4 separate regions of the Homo sapiens genome follow, and all the other regions are linked to region 2. The links are chromatin contacts, found by Hi-C or POLR2A ChIA-PET in ENCODE. All regions are on one chromosome and are shown on one strand. The core of a region is the stretch at or near the end of the contact, and the rest is flanking DNA. Distances in the headings are between cores, read along the strand shown. Region 1 holds the start of ODAD4 (outer dynein arm docking complex subunit 4). Region 2 holds the start of STAT3 (signal transducer and activator of transcription 3). Region 3 holds the start of DHX58 (DExH-box helicase 58). Region 4 holds the start of PLEKHH3 (pleckstrin homology, MyTH4 and FERM domain containing H3).

The links. A loop is a pair of places that touch in the nucleus more often than their neighbours do. ChIA-PET counts read pairs that join two places held with the same protein, here RNA polymerase II (POLR2A). Pooled maps may share reads with other maps.
Region 1: a loop to region 2 is called in a pooled map, with 7 times the contacts of the local background. The contact joins the promoter of ODAD4 here to the promoter of STAT3 in region 2. A Hi-C loop is called at or near these places in 6 of 50 pooled maps. POLR2A ChIA-PET finds 5 or more read pairs at or near these places in 5 of 52 experiments (A549, CD4-positive, alpha-beta T cell, WTC11 and 2 more).
Region 3: a loop to region 2 is called in a map of B cell, with 2.5 times the contacts of the local background. The contact joins the promoter of DHX58 here to the promoter of STAT3 in region 2. A Hi-C loop is called at or near these places in 2 of 168 maps with a recorded cell type or tissue (B cell and OCI-LY7) and 10 of 50 pooled maps. POLR2A ChIA-PET finds 5 or more read pairs at or near these places in 12 of 52 experiments (B cell, CD4-positive, alpha-beta T cell, CD4-positive, alpha-beta memory T cell and 9 more).
Region 4: a loop to region 2 is called in a map of B cell, with 14 times the contacts of the local background. The contact joins the promoter of PLEKHH3 here to the promoter of STAT3 in region 2. A Hi-C loop is called at or near these places in 4 of 168 maps with a recorded cell type or tissue (B cell, CD4-positive, alpha-beta memory T cell, dorsolateral prefrontal cortex and 1 more), 16 of 37 single-sample maps with no recorded cell type and 13 of 50 pooled maps. POLR2A ChIA-PET finds 5 or more read pairs at or near these places in 2 of 52 experiments (CD4-positive, alpha-beta memory T cell and HEK293T).

What each region holds. Positions count from the first base shown.
Region 1 is chr17:41,928,800-41,931,944 of GRCh38, reverse strand. ODAD4 (outer dynein arm docking complex subunit 4) reads right to left here and starts at 1,328. Exons shown (of 12, transcript NM_031421.5): 1 at 1,108-1,328. The coding sequence starts at 1,221. It also overlaps a transcript of ACLY not described here. RefSeq lists enhancers at 1,220-1,319, 1,500-1,589, 1,302-2,205.
Region 2 is chr17:42,386,673-42,390,075 of GRCh38, reverse strand. It overlaps STAT3 (signal transducer and activator of transcription 3), which reads left to right and starts at 1,634. Exons shown (of 24, transcript NM_139276.3): 1 at 1,634-1,797. RefSeq lists an enhancer at 914-1,183 and silencers at 1,704-1,983, 2,214-2,293.
Region 3 is chr17:42,111,086-42,114,279 of GRCh38, reverse strand. DHX58 (DExH-box helicase 58) reads left to right here and starts at 1,566. Exons shown (of 14, transcript NM_024119.3): 1 at 1,566-1,675; 2 at 2,075-2,167; 3 at 2,387-2,555; 4 at 2,783-2,984. The coding sequence starts at 2,388. KAT2A (lysine acetyltransferase 2A) reads left to right here. Exons shown (of 18, transcript NM_021078.3): 16 at 1-61; 17 at 196-280; 18 at 438-1,169. The coding sequence ends at 631. RefSeq lists enhancers at 1,199-1,718, 1,959-2,058.
Region 4 is chr17:42,675,618-42,679,074 of GRCh38, reverse strand. PLEKHH3 (pleckstrin homology, MyTH4 and FERM domain containing H3) reads left to right here and starts at 2,081. Exons shown (of 13, transcript NM_024927.5): 1 at 2,081-2,673. The coding sequence starts at 2,512. It overlaps CCR10 (C-C motif chemokine receptor 10), which reads left to right. Exons shown (of 2, transcript NM_016602.3): 2 at 1-186. RefSeq lists silencers at 521-610, 961-1,040, 1,901-2,150, 2,241-2,300, 3,421-3,457 and enhancers at 429-928, 929-1,430, 1,411-1,490, 1,621-1,670, 1,691-1,790.

The sequences.
Region 1 (3,145 bases), core at 79-2,578, 460 kb after region 2:
CAAAACAACAACAACAACAACAACAACAACAACAAAAACCATCACCCAATCCCCTTAGGGTGGGATGATGCAATTTATACTAGGGTTACTATAATAATGTTGCTGGTTGGTGCAGCAGCTCACCTCAGTAATCCCAGCACTTTGGGGGGCCGAGGCAGGTGTATCACTTGAGGTCAGGAGTTCGACACCAGCCTGGCCAACATGGTGAAACCCTGTCTCTACTAAGAATACAAAAATTAGCCAGGCGTGGTGGGACATGCCTGTAATCCCAACTACTCCCTAGGCTGAGGCAGGAAAATCGCTTGAACCTGGGGAGGCGGAAGTTGCAGTGAGCTGAGATCTTGCCACTGCACTCCAGCCTGGGCAACATAGCAAAACTTTGTCTCAAAATTGATAATAATAATCATATGTTGCTTACTGGCCACCTTTTATAAGCAACGGTGTGCTGGGGACATTGAGGCTTCTGCATGCAACCTCCCATCCAATCTGCCAGCAAATGATGGGAAGGTAAGGCTGCTCTGTGGAAGGAGGCCGGTTAATCATGAAACATTTAAGTAAAAGTGGAGGAAAAGGTCACTGTTAACGCAGAGAATGGAGATTGCAAGTGGGAACTGGTAGAAAATGGCCAACCACAGGGCTTATCTGTGACAGCAGTGTGTCCATCAAAAATCAGTGAATAATAGAAACAACAGGGTCCTCCAGGCATCATCAAGACCTCAGTGTTATCTGCAATCAAAAGGTGAGGGCAGGGGGCAGGCGCAGTGGCTCACGCCTGTAATCCCAGCACTTTGGGAGGCCGAAGCGGGTGGATCACGAGGTCAGGAGTTCGAGACCAGCCTGGCCAACACAGTGAAACCCCCATCTCTACTAAAAAGACAAAATAATTAGCCGGGCATGGTGGCACGCGCCTGTAGTCCCAGCTACTTGGGAGGTGGAGGCAGGAGAATCACTTGAACCCGGGAGGCGGAGGTTGCGGCGAGCCGAGATCGTGCCATTGCACTCCAGCCTAGGCAACAAGAGCGAAACTCCGTCACAAAAAAAAAAAAAAAAAAAAAAAAAAAAAGTGACGGGTGATGGGGTGATGGATAGGTTGAGAGCTCGACTCACGTTGCTGAAGCTCTGCGCGGCTTTAGAAAATTCCCCGCACAGGTAGAGCCGCTCGCCTTCGGCCATATAAGAGGGAAAGGTGCTTCGCAAGGTCTCGCCTTCGGGGTCCGACATGGTGACCGGATTTAGAGACGCTAAAGCAGAGACAATCAAAGAAAAGCTGGAGAACCTCTATCTGGTTTGTGGAAGCTCCGTTTCTTAGCAACCATGAGATGTACAGCGACTTCCGGTTCCGCCCCCGTCTGGCAAGGGCCCGGATTCTGGGTACAACCTGCCGGCGTGCGCTTGCGCCAGTTCTGCCGCGCACTGGGCCAGGGAGTGATGATTGCGTGGCTGACGGCTGGGCTGGTTAGTGTTTGCTGTTGCACGCTCTGGCGGTTCTCTCTGGAGTTGCTGCCTGAAAAGGCTCCCTTGTAAGACAGCCAAGAAAACAGGAAGAGGGTTGGAGGCAAAGTTCCGAATAGGGATGAGGCATACGTGGTAAGGATATGTGCACGGCGTACCGCCATTAGGGGGAGAGAGCACTGGGCTTGGAGTCAGCAGACTTGGGCTGACTTCGCTCCTGTCACTTCCTAACTGCGTGACCTCTCGCGGGGCATGTAAGGGCTCCCAGCCTCGAATGTTCCACCTGCCAAATAAATATGAAAATAATGGAACACTCAGGGATGCGAGGATTTGCATAAGAAAACATGGAAAATAACGTTGGGTTCAACATAATTTAACGCAGTTATTTGAGCAGCTACTAGTAGCGGGCCTTGACCAAGGCATATTCTGACGTCCTTCCCCATTCCCTCACCATCACCACTCCTCCAAAAGTGGACTAGGTGCTTCTTCTGGGCTCCAACGATACCCTAAGTAGCTTGCTTAACTGCCTTTACTACGTTACTTCCAAAACGTCCTAATGTCATTGTTAAAGTTTAAATAGTAAAAAGATGTCTTTAACTACAAATGCACACACACACACACACACACGGCATACATGTAAAACTGGGGATATTTGAGTAAGATCAGTGGATTGTATCAGTGTCAATTTTCTGGTTGTGTTATTGTACTAAAGTTTTTAAGGATGTTACCATTGGGAGAAACTGGGAAAAGGGTACATGGGATCTCTTTTGTATTTATTTCTTATGAACTGCATATGAATCTATGATTATCTCAAAAGGTTTAATTCAAAATATAAGAAATAATATGGTCCCTGCTTGAAGGAGTTTTATCTAATAGGGGAGAAAGATGTATAAACAAGTAACGGCCACTTAAGTGATATTAACTAGTAATTAAAAGTTCTGTGTGCCTGTGAGGGAGATGAGGACAAAGTGGTGTGAAACCCAGGCAAATGAATGATTCAGCCAGGGTCTGGGATGGGTTAGAGACATGTTCATAGAGGGGTAATATTTGAGCTGAGGGTGAGTATGGTGGAGCCCAGTAGACGTAAGTAGAGAATGAGAGCTAGGTGTGGTGGCTCATGCCTGTAATCCCAGTACTTTGGAGACTGAGGTGGGAGGATCGCTTGAGCTCAGGAGTTCGAGACCAGTCTGGGCAACATGGCGAAGCCCTGTCTCTACCACAAATACAAAAGTGAGCTGGGTGTGGTGGCGTGTGCCTGTAGTCCCAGCTACTCAGGAAGCTGAGGCAGGAGGATCACTTGAGCGTGGGAGGTCGAGGCTGCAGTGAGCCATGTTTGGGCCACTGCATTGTAGCCTGTGTAACAAAGCAAGACCCTGTCTCAAAAAAAAAAAAAAAAAAGGAAATAACATGTGCAAAGGCTGGAGGTGTGTACATTCACAGGGTGTTTAAGGAGCAGCAACAGGTTTAAGGACCTGCAGTGAAACTGGTCCTGTTCTAAGTTAAGGTGGGCTCATTGATGAGTTGAGGACTGTTGCTGGAGCAACCAGGATTAATCAGAAAAAAACCTCCTGCAAGGAAGAGATCTACAGATTCAGTGCAGTTCCAATCAGAACTCCAGCAGCTTTTTTTTTTTTTTTTTTATGGTGGAGTCTCACTCTGTCACTCAGGCTGGAGTGCAGTGATGTGATCTCGG
Region 2 (3,403 bases), core at 385-2,884:
CCTGTGGTGTAGATAAACAGCCTAATCAATACACACACACTCTACAGGTAAATACAGCAATTTCCATACTGAGCTGTGTCTACCAGAGGGCAATAGGAGGTTCTCAATTCTCACCACCAGTGACCCTATGAATTGCCCTGTAGATGCCTCTGTCCCTCATTGGATATGAGGTGGTACGAGCGGTCTGAATCTGTAGACTTAGACAGGCTTCAGGTATCTGGGGAACCATGTGAGTAAAACCTTGTATTGTTTCTGGGGCTAGAATCTAGTCTCCTTCAAACACTCAGAAGGATCTGTGACTGCCTTCAAAGGTTAAGAGTCATTGATTTTTCTCACTAGAAATTAATAAGAACAGCTATCCTTGGGGAGAAGGAATGATGGGGGTAGGGAAAGATTTTCATTTAATATTTTTGACCTTTCTGAACGGTCTGCATTTTCTAAACAGGAACATGTATTAGGTTCATTGAAAAAAAATATGTCAGGGGTTAGCTGAGCAGTGAGATAATGGGTCCTTTTTAGATTTTTGTCTTTATACCTGTTCGTATTAAACAAACACAAATATTAATAACATATTTTTAAAGACCCAAAAAAATAAAAATTAAAAACCCTGATAGTATCAGCACATACACAGAAATCACTCCATTATGCAAAGTTCATCCTCTATTATGAAAGGCAAAATGTCTACATTTCCTATCAACCACTGGCTTCAATTCAGTAAAACTTGCATACCAAGTAGGCAAGGTGGAAAAGAAAAAGGCAGAACATTTCATGTATTTCAATTCAGACGCATAAAAATGTCAAGCCCTACACGTTATCAGCTTTCGTATACACCGTCTTCTGCATTCGCCTGTACGGGCCAATGGGCTAGCTGGTCGGCGTTTGATGCTTGAAGTGATGGAACGGAGTACGGGGTTAAATCCACTACCCTCTCCCCACGCACTCTAGTAATTACTCTATTTCCACGTCATGTTTCCGGGTGTGTGTGTCCCTGCTCACGCAGAAACTGAAGTTCAAAGCAGGCGGAGTCACCCATGTTCTTTTTGTTGTCCCCAGAACCCAATTCAGGAGTTGGGTCCCCAGAGGATCTGGAGATACCTGGGGACTATCTAACTAGCTGATTCCCGCGTGGTAAGAGGCTCTCAACCTCGCCACCACGTGGTGCCAAGGGCCGGGAAAAGGGAGAGCGGGCAGGAGGGAGCTGTATCAGGGGCATTTAAAGTGCCTTGACGTCACGCACTGCCAGGAACTCAGCTGAGTTTTCAGCAGGACATTCCGGTCATCTTCCCTCCCTCCCCCCGGGCTTCTGTGCCCAAGTCCTCGGCTCTTCCCTCGCTGTGGCGGAGGGAGGAGCACCGAACTGTCGGAACAGCCAGCACAGGGGCGTATCAGTCTCCTCTTGGCTCCGCCCTTTCTCCTAGCTGCTCTCCTCATTGGTCAGTGGGCGGGGCTTCGGCTGTACCGCACACGCACTGGGACCTCTGGGTGGCCGAACGAGCTGGCCTTTCATGAATTATGCATGACGGCGTGCCTCGGCCAGGCTGGGGCTGGGCGAGGATTGGCTGAAGGGGCTGTAATTCAGCGGTTTCCGGAGCTGCGGCGGCGCAGACTGGGAGGGGGAGCCGGGGGTTCCGACGTCGCAGCCGAGGGAACAAGCCCCAACCGGATCCTGGACAGGCACCCCGGCTTGGCGCTGTCTCTCCCCCTCGGCTCGGAGAGGCCCTTCGGCCTGAGGGAGCCTCGCCGCCCGTCCCCGGCACACGCGCAGCCCCGGCCTCTCGGCCTCTGCCGGAGAAACAGGTGAAGGGGGTGCAGGGTGGGGCCGTTGGGGAGGCCTGGGGACCCGGGGGCTCCGCAGCGGCAGGGGGCCTCTGGGACCTTGGGGATGTTGTGATGGACGCTGCAGTGGGGCCGGGAGAGATGAAGAGACGCGGAGGGTCGCCCTGAGGGAAGACTCTTCGGGATGACAGGAGCGGGCCTCGGAAGGGACTCGGGGCGCTGGAGGGAAGTTTCGTTCTTCGGAGAAACAGAACGCGCTCGAGGGGGCACCGTGGGGCGAGGGCGCACTCGGTTGCGGCGGCAGGAGTGAGGGACAGTCCCCCGATTTCCTGCTCCCTGGGGCCCTGGGGACGTTCCGGCCACCGGAGCGACTGTCACGCCGACGGGGATCACCGGCGCGAGTGGGGGGTCGGAAAGCGCCTCCTCCCCGCCCGGTCGGCGGCTCCCGCTGAGCCACTTCCTCCGCTTGCCCTGTTCCCGCTCCTTCAGGAGACAGCTGTGCCCTTTTGGAGGCAGGAATAGGTGTGTCTGTCGCCTGCAGCCTTACGGGCTGGCTGGTCGTGGGTAGGCTTTATTGCATAAGAATCAAGTTTCCTGTAGGGAAATTGACAGACCGGTACTCTTTCTAAATTCCCTCGCATCTTTTTCTAGGTTAAATTATGCTCCCCCCACGTCCCCGCCTTGTAAAAAAGAGAAAAAAAGACAAAATAAAATCCCCATCAACCCGTCAAGCCAGCTCTAGAGAGAGAAATAAACCTCTTGACATTGTCCTTTTCCAAATACCTGGTAAAGTCGGCCAGAAGATAAATAATTGAGCCATTGCATTTACTGGATTGTGGTGTTGCTTAATTGCATAGGACGGAATGAACCAATTGAGAGTGGGAGTTTTCTGTCTCAGAGCCAAGATCTTGGGTAAATGCAGAGGAGAGGGAAACAAAGACAGGCTGGCCTTGAAAAAACCATGTGTGCAAACTTTACATGCATTTGGGGGGTGTGGTTGCACTGAAGTTAACAAGATTCAAACCGTCGCCCAAGTTGGTATTTCCATGTTTGGTACACATCACTCTGTGCCATATCAGGTCGTTGTTAAGTGTGGTGACAAAATCAGTGGTTAGTCATTTTTTTAATTAAAAATGTGTATAGTGTGTACCTGCTGGTCTTACTGTATGTGCAACTAAAGGTTTACATAGTCTGTGTATGGGTTGTAAATTTTTGGCTGGCTGTGCTGATAAAGCATTGGGCTTGAATAAAGCAAAGCAGAAAATCATCTCAATCTTTTATATGTGGATTTAGACTGTGTTATGACTTGGTTCAGCCAGTTTTCTATCTTATTTTATATTAAATATGTCTGTGTTCTCTGAGTCAGCACATTTATTTCCTTATTACATGTTCCAGACAGGAGTGCTAGCCCAGTTTTTGTTCAGTTTGCACAGTGGGATGGGGAAACAAGTCTGGAATTTAAAAAAAAATGTTTTAGAGGTTGGAGCCTTGATTTTAGTCTCTATATTAGCACATCCATCACAAAGAACCATTAGTAAATTCATGAATCTTTTGTTTTTTATGTAGTTCATTTGAGAAGAATAATCACTTAGAAATATCCACAGTGCCAGGCATGGTGGTGCACACC
Region 3 (3,194 bases), core at 317-2,816, 280 kb after region 2:
GGAGCTGAAGGACCCCGACCAGCTCTACACAACCCTCAAAAACCTGCTGGCCCAAATCAAGGTGGGGAGACCAGGTTTCCTTTCCAGGGCCCCTGCACCAATGGCTGTGGCCTCTTGATGCAGTGTGGGGTGGGTAGTGGTCTCGGGCTGGCGTGGGCGCAGCAGGGCTGTCCCCAGCCCGGCTCTTCTCTCCAGTCTCACCCCAGTGCCTGGCCCTTCATGGAGCCTGTGAAGAAGTCGGAGGCCCCTGACTACTACGAGGTCATCCGCTTCCCCATTGGTGAGGACCTTCCATTCCATCCCCTTCCCTCCTCTTCTGTCCCCACACCTGCTCCTGCCCTCACTGCGCCCTGCAGCCCCAGGGGGCCCACCCTGGTGGACAGCCCTGCCGTGGTCTTCAGCCTCTTAAAGCTGTGCTCCGTCTCCTGCTGCCCCAGACCTGAAGACCATGACTGAGCGGCTGCGAAGCCGCTACTACGTGACCCGGAAGCTCTTTGTGGCCGACCTGCAGCGGGTCATCGCCAACTGTCGCGAGTACAACCCCCCGGACAGCGAGTACTGCCGCTGTGCCAGCGCCCTGGAGAAGTTCTTCTACTTCAAGCTCAAGGAGGGAGGCCTCATTGACAAGTAGGCCCATCTTTGGGCCGCAGCCCTGACCTGGAATGTCTCCACCTCGGATTCTGATCTGATCCTTAGGGGGTGCCCTGGCCCCACGGACCCGACTCAGCTTGAGACACTCCAGCCAAGGGTCCTCCGGACCCGATCCTGCAGCTCTTTCTGGACCTTCAGGCACCCCCAAGCGTGCAGCTCTGTCCCAGCCTTCACTGTGTGTGAGAGGTCTCCTGGGTTGGGGCCCAGCCCCTCTAGAGTAGCTGGTGGCCAGGGATGAACCTTGCCCAGCCGTGGTGGCCCCCAGGCCTGGTCCCCAAGAGCTTTGGAGGCTTGGATTCCTGGGCCTGGCCCAGGTGGCTGTTTCCCTGAGGACCAGAACTGCTCATTTTAGCTTGAGTGATGGCTTCAGGGGTTGGAAGTTCAGCCCAAACTGAAGGGGGCCATGCCTTGTCCAGCACTGTTCTGTCAGTCTCCCCCAGGGGTGGGGGGTATGGGGACCATTCATTCCCTGGCATTAATCCCTTAGAGGGAATAATAAAGCTTTTTATTTCTCTGTGTGATTGTTTCTTTGGTGTAGTCCCAGCCTTAGCAGGCTCACCTTGGCCCCCAGGGACCTCTTGCAAACTGGAGGCTGCTCTCCCCAGCAAGCCTCAGGCCTGGTCCTGTGCTCCTGGGGTGATGGGTCCTACCTGCCTGCAGCCCCCCACCTCTCCCTCCTCCAGGCTGCTCCTGATCCAGATGCCAGGGCAGCAGGGGTCAGAACCTCCTGCCTTCACCTTAACCTGGGTGGATGTGGTTACAACTGACTGCAGAAGGGCCAGAGCGTAGAGGATCCTGTAGCACTGAAAGAGTGCTTCCCTGTTAGCACACGTGGTTCTTTTTCTTGGGGCAGGGATAGGAGATTCGTAAGTCGGCTCAGCTGGCTCCTCCCCTCAGTTTCAGTTTCCATTTCTGATTTCTGCTCTCTGCGCTGAGCACAGCGGCACCAGGCTGAGCTAAGCAGGGCCGCCTTGGGCAGGCCTACGTGGTGGTGCAGGCGAGACCCAGGCTGGGCAAGGCGCAGGTGTAGCCTGTGTTACTCCCACCCCCCCCCACCCCCACCTTTTGGCCACAGCAGGCTTCTGATGAGTTTTGAGGGTGTCCCCCCCCCCACCTCCCTCAAGTGGGGTGGAGTCCTGGGCAAAGGGAGGTCTCTGTACCGACTGCTCTGGCCAGGAGTTGGGATGAGTGGAGGGCCCAGTGGGTCTGAGTCCCCTGCCATTCCCAGAATGGAGCTGTGGCCCTACCAATGGGAGGTGATCATGCCTGCCAGGGCGCTGGCGCAGCAGCAGTACTTAACCGGAGTTTGTACTCACGGCAGTTGGCGATGACTGTTAGCACAAACGGTTCTTTTCTCTTGGTTCTTTTTCCTGGGGCGGGGATGGGAGATTCCTAAGTCGGCTCAGCTGGCTCCTTCCCTCAGTTTCAGTTTCCATCTTGGGTCTCTGAGCTGAGCAGAGTGGCACCAGGCTGAGTTAAGTGGGACTGCCCTGGGCAGACCTACCTACTAGAGCAGGTGAGTCCTGGGCTGGGCAGGGGGCAGGTGTAGCCTGTGTTACTCCCGCCTCCCCCTTTTGGGCAGAGCAGGGTCCTGATGGGTTCTGAGGGAGTCCTGCCCCACCTCCCTCAAGTGGGGTGGAGTCCTGGGCAAAGGGAGGTCTCTGTACTGACTGGTCTGGCCAGGAGTTGGGAGGGGTGGAGGAGTCGGTGGGTCTGAGTCCCCTGCCATTCCCAGAATGGAGCTTCGGTCCTACCAATGGGAGGTGATCATGCCTGCCCTGGAGGGCAAGAATATCATCATCTGGCTGCCCACGGGTGCCGGGAAGACCCGGGCGGCTGCTTATGTGGCCAAGCGGCACCTAGAGACTGTGGATGGAGCCAAGGTGGTTGTATTGGTCAACAGGGTGAGTGGTCTGTCCCTACCCCGCTCTCCCACCACCAAGCAGGGTCTTAGCTCTTCAGGCATCTCCCAGTCCCCACCAGAACTCCAAAGCTGCTGTGGCCATCGCTAAGCTCACCTGTCTTTCCACCCTGGCTCAGTACCCAGCCATGTCCTGCGGGTCACCTTACCGCCTCCCTACCCCTGGCCCCAGATTCAGCTCTCTTTTCCCAGCTCATTCTCCACCCCCAGGTGCACCTGGTGACCCAGCATGGTGAAGAGTTCAGGCGCATGCTGGATGGACGCTGGACCGTGACAACCCTGAGTGGGGACATGGGACCACGTGCTGGCTTTGGCCACCTGGCCCGGTGCCATGACCTGCTCATCTGCACAGCAGAGCTTCTGCAGATGGCACTGACCAGCCCCGAGGAGGAGGAGCACGTGGAGCTCACTGGTGAGGGCCATGGCCGGGAGGAAAAAGATACGCATCTGGGGTACCTCCTTTCGCCAACCCCAGGGCACCTCCTGGAGTCAAGGTGTTGGGAGTTTTAGTGGGAGTGAGGGGTTGCCTGTTCACAAAACCCCTGCAGGCACTCTAGTAGAAACAGGCCGGGCTATCGTGTAGGATCTTAGGCCAGTCCCTTCCCCAGCTGAGCCTCGGTTT
Region 4 (3,457 bases), core at 832-3,331, 290 kb before region 2:
AATACTGAGTTCCCGCTATTGGAATGTTCAGACTGTCGGGGACGCTGTGGGCCTTTGCGTGGTGTGGGGGGAGGGGGAGGGGCAGGGGATTCCCGTTTTTGGTGGGCGTTTGGATTTCATAACCACTTTACAATCCCTTCCTAGTGTCTGTGATGGAAAGAAAAAATGAAAAAATGAATTGTAAAATTTGAGTTGAAGTTTTTCCACCTTGAAGAAAAACCTAGGAGGGATTGCAATCTGCAAATTTCCAGAGTAGTTATCACGGGTGTGGTGGGGGTGAGGGATATTTGCTGTTCTCCATCTTCTCTGGGGACTGGGTCAGAGGAAATGCACTGAGCTGGCCGGAAAGAGAGAGGTTGGATATGGGAAAAAACTTCTCTGCAGGCAAGGGCCTGGGATCCAGACCTGGAAGATGGTTGTGGTATCTCCATTCCTAGGTAATCTCTCAGTACAGGCCACTCTCATGTGGAGAGAGGCCACGGCCGAGATGGCCTCCTAGACACGCTCGCATTGATTCCTGGTCTTTGTTTTACACAATCACAACGGGCAGGATGGTGTTCACGTGCGACAGTTCTCGCGGTTTAATATCGGTCAGCAAAGCTGTCCCCACCGCTCCAGCCTGGAGTCTAGGGTCGAGAAGGGCGGGGCGTGGCGAGGAGGTCTCAAGGGAGGTGCTGGCCTGACGGCCCCGCCCGTCCCGCCCTTCCCCGCCCCTCCCCGCCCAGCCCAGCCCTGCCCAGGCTAGCAGTCCTCAGAGCCTCCCGCAGCAGCGGCGAAAAGGGGTCCCCCACGGCCTCTAGGGGCCAGGATCCAGGGAAGGCCCGGAGACGGCGCCGATCCTCAAAGGGTCCCACACGCCAGCCACTGGGGACCGACCTGGAACCCTCCATCCAAGATCTCTGGAATCGCCGCTGAGTCAGCAACGCGCGCGCGCGCCCGCGGAGGCCGCGGCCCCGCCCCGGCCGCCTAGCGCCTGAGTTAACCCCTTCCTATACAGAGCCGCAGGATATTAGCCCTAAGAGGCCTCCACTGTATTCGGAGACCACAGAATTCCTTAGAATCCAAGTCAGTCTCCCCAGCTGAGTTCGGTGAGCTGTGAGCTCTATATTCGATTTTATTTCCGGCCTAGGTCTGCACCTTCCCAGAGTGCCTGCCTCAACTCCTTCACCTCGAAAAGGAGGTGAGGCCGAGTGCAGTGGCTCATACCTGTAATCCCAGCACTTTGGGAAGCCAAGCTGGGAGGATCGCTTGAGCCCAGGAGTTAAAGACCAGCCTGGGCAACATAGTGAGACTCCATTTCTACAAAAAATAAATTTAAAAAATTAGCCAGGCATGGTGGTGTACGCCTGTAGTCCCAGCTCCTGGAGAGGCTGAGGTGGGAGGATCCCTTGAGCCGAGGAGTTCGAGGCTGTAGTAAGCTATAATGGCTCCACCGCACCCCAGCCTGGGCAAGACAGCGAGACCCTGTCTGGAAGAAAAAAAAAAAAGGGTGGGGGAGAGCTGAATCAGACCGAGAAACTGGAGAAACTGGACTCCTTCTCCCCAGACGTGGAGGGCCACCTCCAGAGCTGTGTCCTCGCAGGTCTGGACATCCTCTTAGTAGCCAAGGCGTTTCCCTTTCTCAGGGACCCTGAGACGAGACAGGGGTTCAGAGAGCGGCAGTTGGGTTTTCCTCTGTCCTGTGCCAAAACTCCTCAACAGGGTTTTTAATTGGTTGGTGAGCCAAGAGTTAAAACAAGAGCCTGAAGGCGGGCTTCCGTGACGTCACTAGCACCCCGCGTCCGACCTCAGAGACTGGGGCGTGGCTAACATAGCCTCGTCCCCTCCCTCCCTGTTTCCCCGCCCCTCCCCGCTGTCACCAAGCCAGGGGCACATGATGCAACCCAACGCGGTTTCAGCCGTCTGATTGGTAGCCGCGCCCGGCGCCAGGCACAGGGATTGGACAGAGGAGACTGTGACGAAACCTGGACCCTGCCTAGTAAAGAAGGGAGGAGAGAAAGAAGAGAGAGGGGGGGCCCCCCGGGAGGGAGGGGGCCGGGGGGGCGGGGTCCCAGCTCTGTGCTCGCGCCCCCAGCGCGCCAGTCCCGGGGCTGCAGGGAGCGCAGCGCGCGCGGCCCGGGCCCCGGCCACCGGACGCCCTACCGGACACGACCCTCCCTGGAGCTTGGACAACTGCCCACCTCGGACGCTGCACCGGACACTGCCCCCCACAGGGCTGGACACTCCAACGGACACTACTTCCCAGCTCCGGACATTGCTCCCTCCTCTCCCGGGGCCCTGGACGCTTTTCCCCCTCCCCCCTCCGGGGGCCCAGACACTGAGCCCCCCTCAGCGTCTGGCTAGCGTCCCCTTGCACCCCAGCCCAGGACACTGCCTCCTCCCTGTCCTCTTCTCCCTTCTGCTCCTCCCACCTCATCTTTCCCCTGCTCGGGTCGGAGCCCCGCCAGTTCCTCCGACCCCCTACTGCTCGGCCGCGGCTGCCCGCGCCCCCATCCGCAGCTCCTCGCCCGGATGCCTCTCCCCGGGGGACTATGGTGGCTTCTCTGCTGCCGTCGAGGCTTCACTCTTCTGCACCGGGACTACGGGGACGGCGAGCTTAGCGGGGACGGGGACGAGGACGAGGACGAGGAAACCTTTGAGCTGCGGACCCCGAGTCCAGCGGGCGGCGGGAGGGTAAGTCCCGGGGGTTCGGAGCCTCGTCTCAATCACTCTCGCTGTAACCGGCCGTCACGCTGATCCGCTCCAGCCTCCAGCCACACGCTGCGCGCTTGGCGAACTAGGGATGAGGGAGAGTTTTTTGCCTGGGGGCCAAAGCCCCCGGGAGCTCTCGGAGCAGCAGCCCTACTCGGGATGTGCCTGTGGGCCTCCCGCTGCAGGCTGGGCGCTATCCACCTGCTGGGGGCCCTGAGGCAGGGGAGGCGTCACGCGTGGCCCGACCTGGCCCTGCCTCTCCCTTCCCCGCTGGGCCCGCGTCCCATCCCGTCTCCTTCCGCCTCCGCCAGCGCCGAGGAATGTGGCGAGGCCGGCTGGGCGGCTCGAACGCCTGGGTCCCCCTCCGCTCCCAGTTCGCAAGTGCGGAGGCCAGATGCGAGAGCTCCCGCTGCGGAGACCTGGACGAGGGGGAGAAGTCATCCCAGGATTGGGGTCTGTGGCGGGGACCCCAAGGAGAGGGAGGTGGGAGCTCTTTGAGGACCCCTCCTCATTACCCTGCCACTCAGGACAGAACTCTCGGCTTTCCCGGGTGAGGCTCCTGGGAAACCCCTGAGGGGATGGATGGTGAGGGACACTGGGCTGCTGCCTGGTTTTGTCGAATCTCCCCGTGGGGAAACGGAGGCACGATTGGTGTGGGAGACCTCCATCCCTTGACGTCTCCTCCCCCATCCCTCCTGCACACTGGCGGCCAGACTCCCGTGTGCTGTGGCCCGGGTCAGGCTCCCATCCCCCGCGCAGGGGTCCC